2 separate regions of the Homo sapiens genome follow, and region 1 is linked to region 2. A link is a contact called in ENCODE Hi-C or POLR2A ChIA-PET data. All regions are on one chromosome and are shown on one strand. Each heading gives the region's core, a stretch centred on a gene start or an enhancer-like site at or near the end of the contact. The rest is flanking DNA. Distances are from core to core; before and after follow the strand shown. Region 1 has its middle 150 kb from the start of MIR4290. Region 2 holds the start of GADD45G (growth arrest and DNA damage inducible gamma).

What was found. A loop is a pair of places that touch in the nucleus more often than their neighbours do. ChIA-PET counts read pairs that join two places held with the same protein, here RNA polymerase II (POLR2A). Pooled maps may share reads with other maps.
Region 1: a loop to region 2 is called in a map of heart left ventricle, with 13 times the contacts of the local background. The contact joins the enhancer-like site here to the promoter of GADD45G in region 2. A Hi-C loop is called at or near these places in 28 of 168 maps with a recorded cell type or tissue (CD4-positive, alpha-beta memory T cell, OCI-LY7, Right ventricle myocardium inferior and 12 more), 8 of 37 single-sample maps with no recorded cell type and 28 of 50 pooled maps. POLR2A ChIA-PET finds 5 or more read pairs at or near these places in 4 of 52 experiments (MCF 10A, RWPE1, SK-N-SH and 1 more).

The regions. Positions count from the first base shown.
Region 1 is chr9:89,876,649-89,879,348 of GRCh38, forward strand. No RefSeq gene overlaps it. Among named protein-coding and RNA genes, the nearest start is that of MIR4290, 150 kb to the right of the region's middle. Within about 2 kb of position 1,403, at least 11 of the 41 ENCODE cell types and tissues checked have a DNase peak (open chromatin) inside an H3K27ac peak, as active enhancers do; they include gastrocnemius medialis, heart left ventricle, heart right ventricle and 2 more, where a contact is called at or near this core.
Region 2 is chr9:89,603,665-89,606,364 of GRCh38, forward strand. GADD45G (growth arrest and DNA damage inducible gamma) reads left to right here and starts at 1,348. Exons shown (of 4, transcript NM_006705.4): 1 at 1,348-1,510; 2 at 1,768-1,869; 3 at 2,003-2,216; 4 at 2,305-2,700. The coding sequence starts at 1,458. The coding sequence ends at 2,415. It overlaps LOC105376139 (a long non-coding RNA gene), which reads right to left and starts at 1,352. Exons shown (of 2, transcript XR_930105.3): 1 at 1-1,352. RefSeq lists an enhancer at 159-1,057 and a silencer at 668-717.

The DNA.
Region 1 (2,700 bases), core at 153-2,652, 270 kb after region 2:
TCAGCCTCCCGAGTAGCTGGGATTACAGGCACCTGCCACCACGCCCGGCTAATTTTTTGTATTTTTAGTAAAGACAGGGTTTCACCGTGTTAGCCAGGATCATCTCGATCTCCTGACCTCGTGATCCACCCACCTCGGCCTCCCAAAGTGCTGAGATTACAGGTGTGAGCCACTGCGCCCAGCTGCTCCATGCCATTTTTTAAAAAATTATGTTTTTCCCTTTAAAAATTGCTGCAAAGGGCTTCAGATCCACGTGCATAAGAAAGGACATAGAGCGAAGAAGGAAGGCCACCATCTGTGGTCTGGCTACATCCTGAAGTCAATCAGGCTTGTGCAGGTCCAAACTGGCTGCTTAGGACAAGCTCAGGTATCCTAAGGGCCAGAGAATCTGCTCCTTTTCCCCACGAGCATGGACGTACCCAGAAAGTGGTGCAGGATAGGTTGGCTCCAGAGGGGAGGAGGCCATCCCAGCAGGCTGAGGATGGTGTGCAGGGTCTGGAAGGTGTGACACTCCCTCATCCCCCCCGGGGATCAGCTCAGTCCCCCATCCCACCCCACTCTTGCCCTGTGCTTGTGAAGATCCTCTGCCTCATCACACAACTTTCTTTGTCCTATTTCTCCCCTTGTCAGGTGGCCAAGAACATGGTGTACAGTTCAGAGAGCCTCTCAATATGTTGCTTTAAAGTTGAAGACGGGGCCAGCCCAGGGTATCAGCAGCCTTGGCCCCTGCTCCATGCACCATTGCAGGCTGGAGCTATGGCGTTTCCCAAAAACCACCTGGACTTCTTACACATAGAAACAGGGTGACCTCCTAGATGGGTAGACATGCTGCCCTCCAGCTGAGGGTTGGGGTGATGGGATGGGCTGAACTCTGTTCCCCCAAATTCATATGTTGGCGTTGAACCCAGGACCTCAGAATGTGAGTGTATTTGGAGACAGGGCCATTAAAGAGGTAAGGTAAAATAAAGTTATTGCGGTGGGCCCTGATTCAATAGGACTGGTATCCTGGGAAGAAGAGATTAGATACACACAGAGGGATGACCATGTGAGCGTGCAGGGAGAAGACACCATCGGCAAGGCGAGGAGAGGCCTCAGAAGGAACCAGTCCTGCTGACAGCCTCGTCTTAGACGTTCAGTCTCCAGAGATGTGAGACGATACAGTTCTGCTGTTTGAGCTGCCAGATCTGTGGCACGTTATTACCACGGCCTGAGCTGACCCACACAGATGGTTCTCTCGGTCAAACTGTCTCCCCGTTTGCCTTCTGTGCATACTGGCAGGTGAGTGAATGAGCAGAAAGCTTCATTTCCTCCCCAGGCCTGAGCAGGCAGCAGCTGCTTTCCAGGGAGAAGCGCCCCACCTCGCCTCCCAACCCCACACCTGAGGCTGGCCTTGTTATATTTGCCACCAAGATTCCTCAGGGAGCACATCTCTTCATGGACTCCAGGCCCCCAGTCTCAGGACCCAACTCAGCATCCCGCCCACATTGTTGATCTGTCTATTCCTTCCTAAAGCATCAATTATTTTGGAAGGAGCCCAAGAAAATTTCCAATGAGTGTGCATGACAAGGGGATGAAGGAAAAGCACCCTCCTTCGGCCATTTCTGCAGGTCCTGGCTCTGTGCTTTGCAGAAGCGGCCTCGGAGTCCTTGCCAATAGACCTATGCCTAGTGCCCCAAGGGACAAGTGTGTGTCTCTGCCCAGAGAAGGCAGGGAGAAGGAGGAGGCTGGTTCTGCTCCAGCTTGAGGTGGACCTGGGTTTGGGACTGTCATGGGACCAGGGAGGTGACCTTGTATTCAAAAGTTATCACATCCATAACCCAAATGAACTTTCACCTTCTATTTTTCTGCTAAGTCGTAGTTAAAACAAGGAATATGATCTCCACAGGGTTGTGTGTCCACAGCAGTGAAGGAATCGGGGTTTGAGGAATTATTTGGAGATTGTTACCACTTTAGAATGGCCAGCCTGGGCTTCTAAGAGGAAGAGTCAGCTTTCCTTCTGGCTGTGCATGTACATACTAAGTGCATCCTGAAACCCAATGATTAAGTAATATAGTGAACAGAAGTGGTGATTCGGGGAGGGAGAGGGCCACCAGGAGAACAAAGTGGGGCAGCTGGGAGGATGACAGTCGGGAAAGAGGTGGCTGTGTGGGTGGATCTCTTGAGGGCCTCGCTGCATGCTGAGATAGAGTGAGCAGCGGAGGCAGTGGGCACAGAGAACAGCCGAGGGGAGGTGACATAGGAGAGCTGCTTTACAGGATGACTCAGTGGGGACAGAACAGTTCAGCAGACAGGGACACCGTGTACAGAGGCACAGAGCCAAGGGGGCCTGGAGCAGCTGGGAGCCAGCTGGGGCCATGCCTGCTATACCTTGCCACTGGAGCTGCAGAAACTCTGGGGATGTGTCCTTTAGGAGCCAGCTGGGAAGGGCATGGCCATCCGTGGCTGTGACAGCACCCCACTGGCACTGTTTCCACTGTCCACGCAAAGTGGCCGTGGGCTATGATTATTCTGTAAGGCCCAAGACACAGAGCACTAGGAGTTCTGCAGAACAAAATGTGTGGCCACACACAGGTGTGATGGTGCATTCTTAAGTCTCTCAAGTTTTGGGAGCTGATGACACCTTGTGGGGTATGCACACCCACCTCTTCAGGCCTGACTGCCTTCCCTCCTGCCAACAGGCCCAGCACAGCTGTCCAGGGA
Region 2 (2,700 bases), core at 98-2,597:
AGTACTGGATGGGAATTTCCTTTTGCCCTCTACTCCCCAGGGTAACTGCAGTCCCACCTGAATGCGTTTTGCAGCCCTTACTCGGGTTCTATTTATGCGCAGCTTGGACAGGGCTCACTGGGCCCGGCCGGGCAGCTCCGTGGCCGTCCCTCTCCACCGCCCTTCCCCCGCGCCAGGCCAATGCAAGGGTGTGTGTGTTGGGGGGAGGGGAGGACAAAAGGGGTTCAGGATCTTTTTAACCTGCCTGCAGATGGCGCCCCGGGAAAGATTCCGAGCTGCATTACCTAAGCTCCAGGGGCTGCAGCCGCGGGGTCCCGGCCACAGGGCGTCCAGCCGCGAAGACTGCACAGCAGCTCTCCGTCCTTCCCAACTCGCGCGGCTGTTCGGCACCCGTGCGAGGAACGGATGGAAGGGAATTACTTGTAGCAGGGCCAGTACTGGGGGCGTGCACTCAGGGACCACGGAGTGGCACTCAGCCTCGACCCCACGCGCCAGGCAGCCCGGCGACCCCCACGCGCGGCGGGGTCCTGCCCACCCCACCCGGCGGCAGGTGGACAGTGTTGCTATGAAGAGAAAGCCTCGATTGTCCCTACAGCAAACCGCCACACGCCAGACCTCTGCTATTGTGCGCCCTCCATAGAAATGCAAACGAGCGGCGTGCGCCGGCCGCAATCTGCTCGTCCCCGCCCGCCCCCGTCTCCCGCGCCCCGCCGCGCTCGGCCAAGGGCGGGGAGGTGGGGTGGGATCTTCCAGAGACGGCTCAATGTACACATTGAGTATGCCTGGCAGGCATCACCAGCGCGCTCGGGACGCTAGTGGTCAGCTGCAGGGGGCTGTGCCCACTGCCTTTTGCAAGCCTCTAACTGGCGCTACCTGTTTTTACCTTAATTTCTGGCTCCAATGCAACAGTCTCATAGACTTCAAATTAAAGAAAAGAAACAAATAGAAAGGTAGCAATACAAAATGCAAAAAAAAATCCCTTTGCTTCTATAAAGGTGCTTTTCGCAAATTGCAGCATCATATAAGCAAACAAGGTTTTTGTGGGTTGGGTTTTTTCTTTTTTTTTTTTTTTTACTTTTTCCTTTTAAGGACTTCAAAAAAAAAAAAAAGCCAGGCGAGATGAAATCTGCAGGCTCCAGTCTGCCTGGTAACACCCCAACAAAAGCGGCAGATTTGAGGCATTGTCATCCCCCGCACCCCTCCCCACGTGGCCTTCTGGCACGAGCCGCTGGCTCGCCGCCTCATTTACATCAGAAAGCGGGTGCCGGCCAATAGGCGCGCAGCCTCGCGCCAGCTGGCGGCGCCGCACCCACCAGCCTATATAAGGGCGCGCAGCGTAGTAGGGGCGCACTCGCTGGTGGTGGGCGCGCCGTGCTGAGCTCTGGCTGTCAGTGTGTTCGCCCGCGTCCCCTCCGCGCTCTCCGCTTGTGGATAACTAGCTGCTGGTTGATCGCACTATGACTCTGGAAGAAGTCCGCGGCCAGGACACAGTTCCGGAAAGCACAGCCAGGTGGGTTTCAGGGCGCTGAGAAAGCCGCTGGTCGGTCGGCGACCGTCAGGGTTTTCCAGGGTGGGAATCCGCGGGGTAGGAGGGGAGCGCGGGGGTCCGGGCGCCAGATCCCGGTTGGAGAGCCGGGGTGCAGGCGCTGAGCCGGGATTGGAGTGTGGTTGGAGTTGGGGAGCCAAGGGTGTGTGCCGGTGGCCGGGGCTGGGGTCTCCGCCGCGCCCTCCGGCCGGCTCCCGCTCACTGCGCTGGCTCCTCCGCAGGATGCAGGGTGCCGGGAAAGCGCTGCATGAGTTGCTGCTGTCGGCGCAGCGTCAGGGCTGCCTCACTGCCGGCGTCTACGAGTCAGCCAAAGTCTTGAACGTGTAAGTGTAGACGCGGCCCAGGCTGGGAGACAGGGGCGGGGGTGAATGGCGAGGAGACTGGCGGATGGGAGGGGTGGCGGCGGGAGAACTCGGCTAGCCGGTTCTGACCTAGGTCCCCGCCTTGCCCTCGCAGGGACCCCGACAATGTGACCTTCTGTGTGCTGGCTGCGGGTGAGGAGGACGAGGGCGACATCGCGCTGCAGATCCATTTTACGCTGATCCAGGCTTTCTGCTGCGAGAACGACATCGACATAGTGCGCGTGGGCGATGTGCAGCGGCTGGCGGCTATCGTGGGCGCCGGCGAGGAGGCGGGTGCGCCGGGCGACCTGCACTGCATCCTCATTTCGGTGAGTACAGTCCCGTCCTGTCCCCGCCCCAGTGTCGTTCCCGCCTCGGCCCGCGGCCAGCCAGGCTGACCCTGCTCTCTCTCCGCAGAACCCCAACGAGGACGCCTGGAAGGATCCCGCCTTGGAGAAGCTCAGCCTGTTTTGCGAGGAGAGCCGCAGCGTTAACGACTGGGTGCCCAGCATCACCCTCCCCGAGTGACAGCCCGGCGGGGACCTTGGTCTGATCGACGTGGTGACGCCCCGGGGCGCCTAGAGCGCGGCTGGCTCTGTGGAGGGGCCCTCCGAGGGTGCCCGAGTGCGGCGTGGAGACTGGCAGGCGGGGGGGGCGCCTGGAGAGCGAGGAGGCGCGGCCTCCCGAGGAGGGGCCCGGTGGCGGCAGGGCCAGGCTGGTCCGAGCTGAGGACTCTGCAAGTGTCTGGAGCGGCTGCTCGCCCAGGAAGGCCTAGGCTAGGACGTTGGCCTCAGGGCCAGGAAGGACAGACTG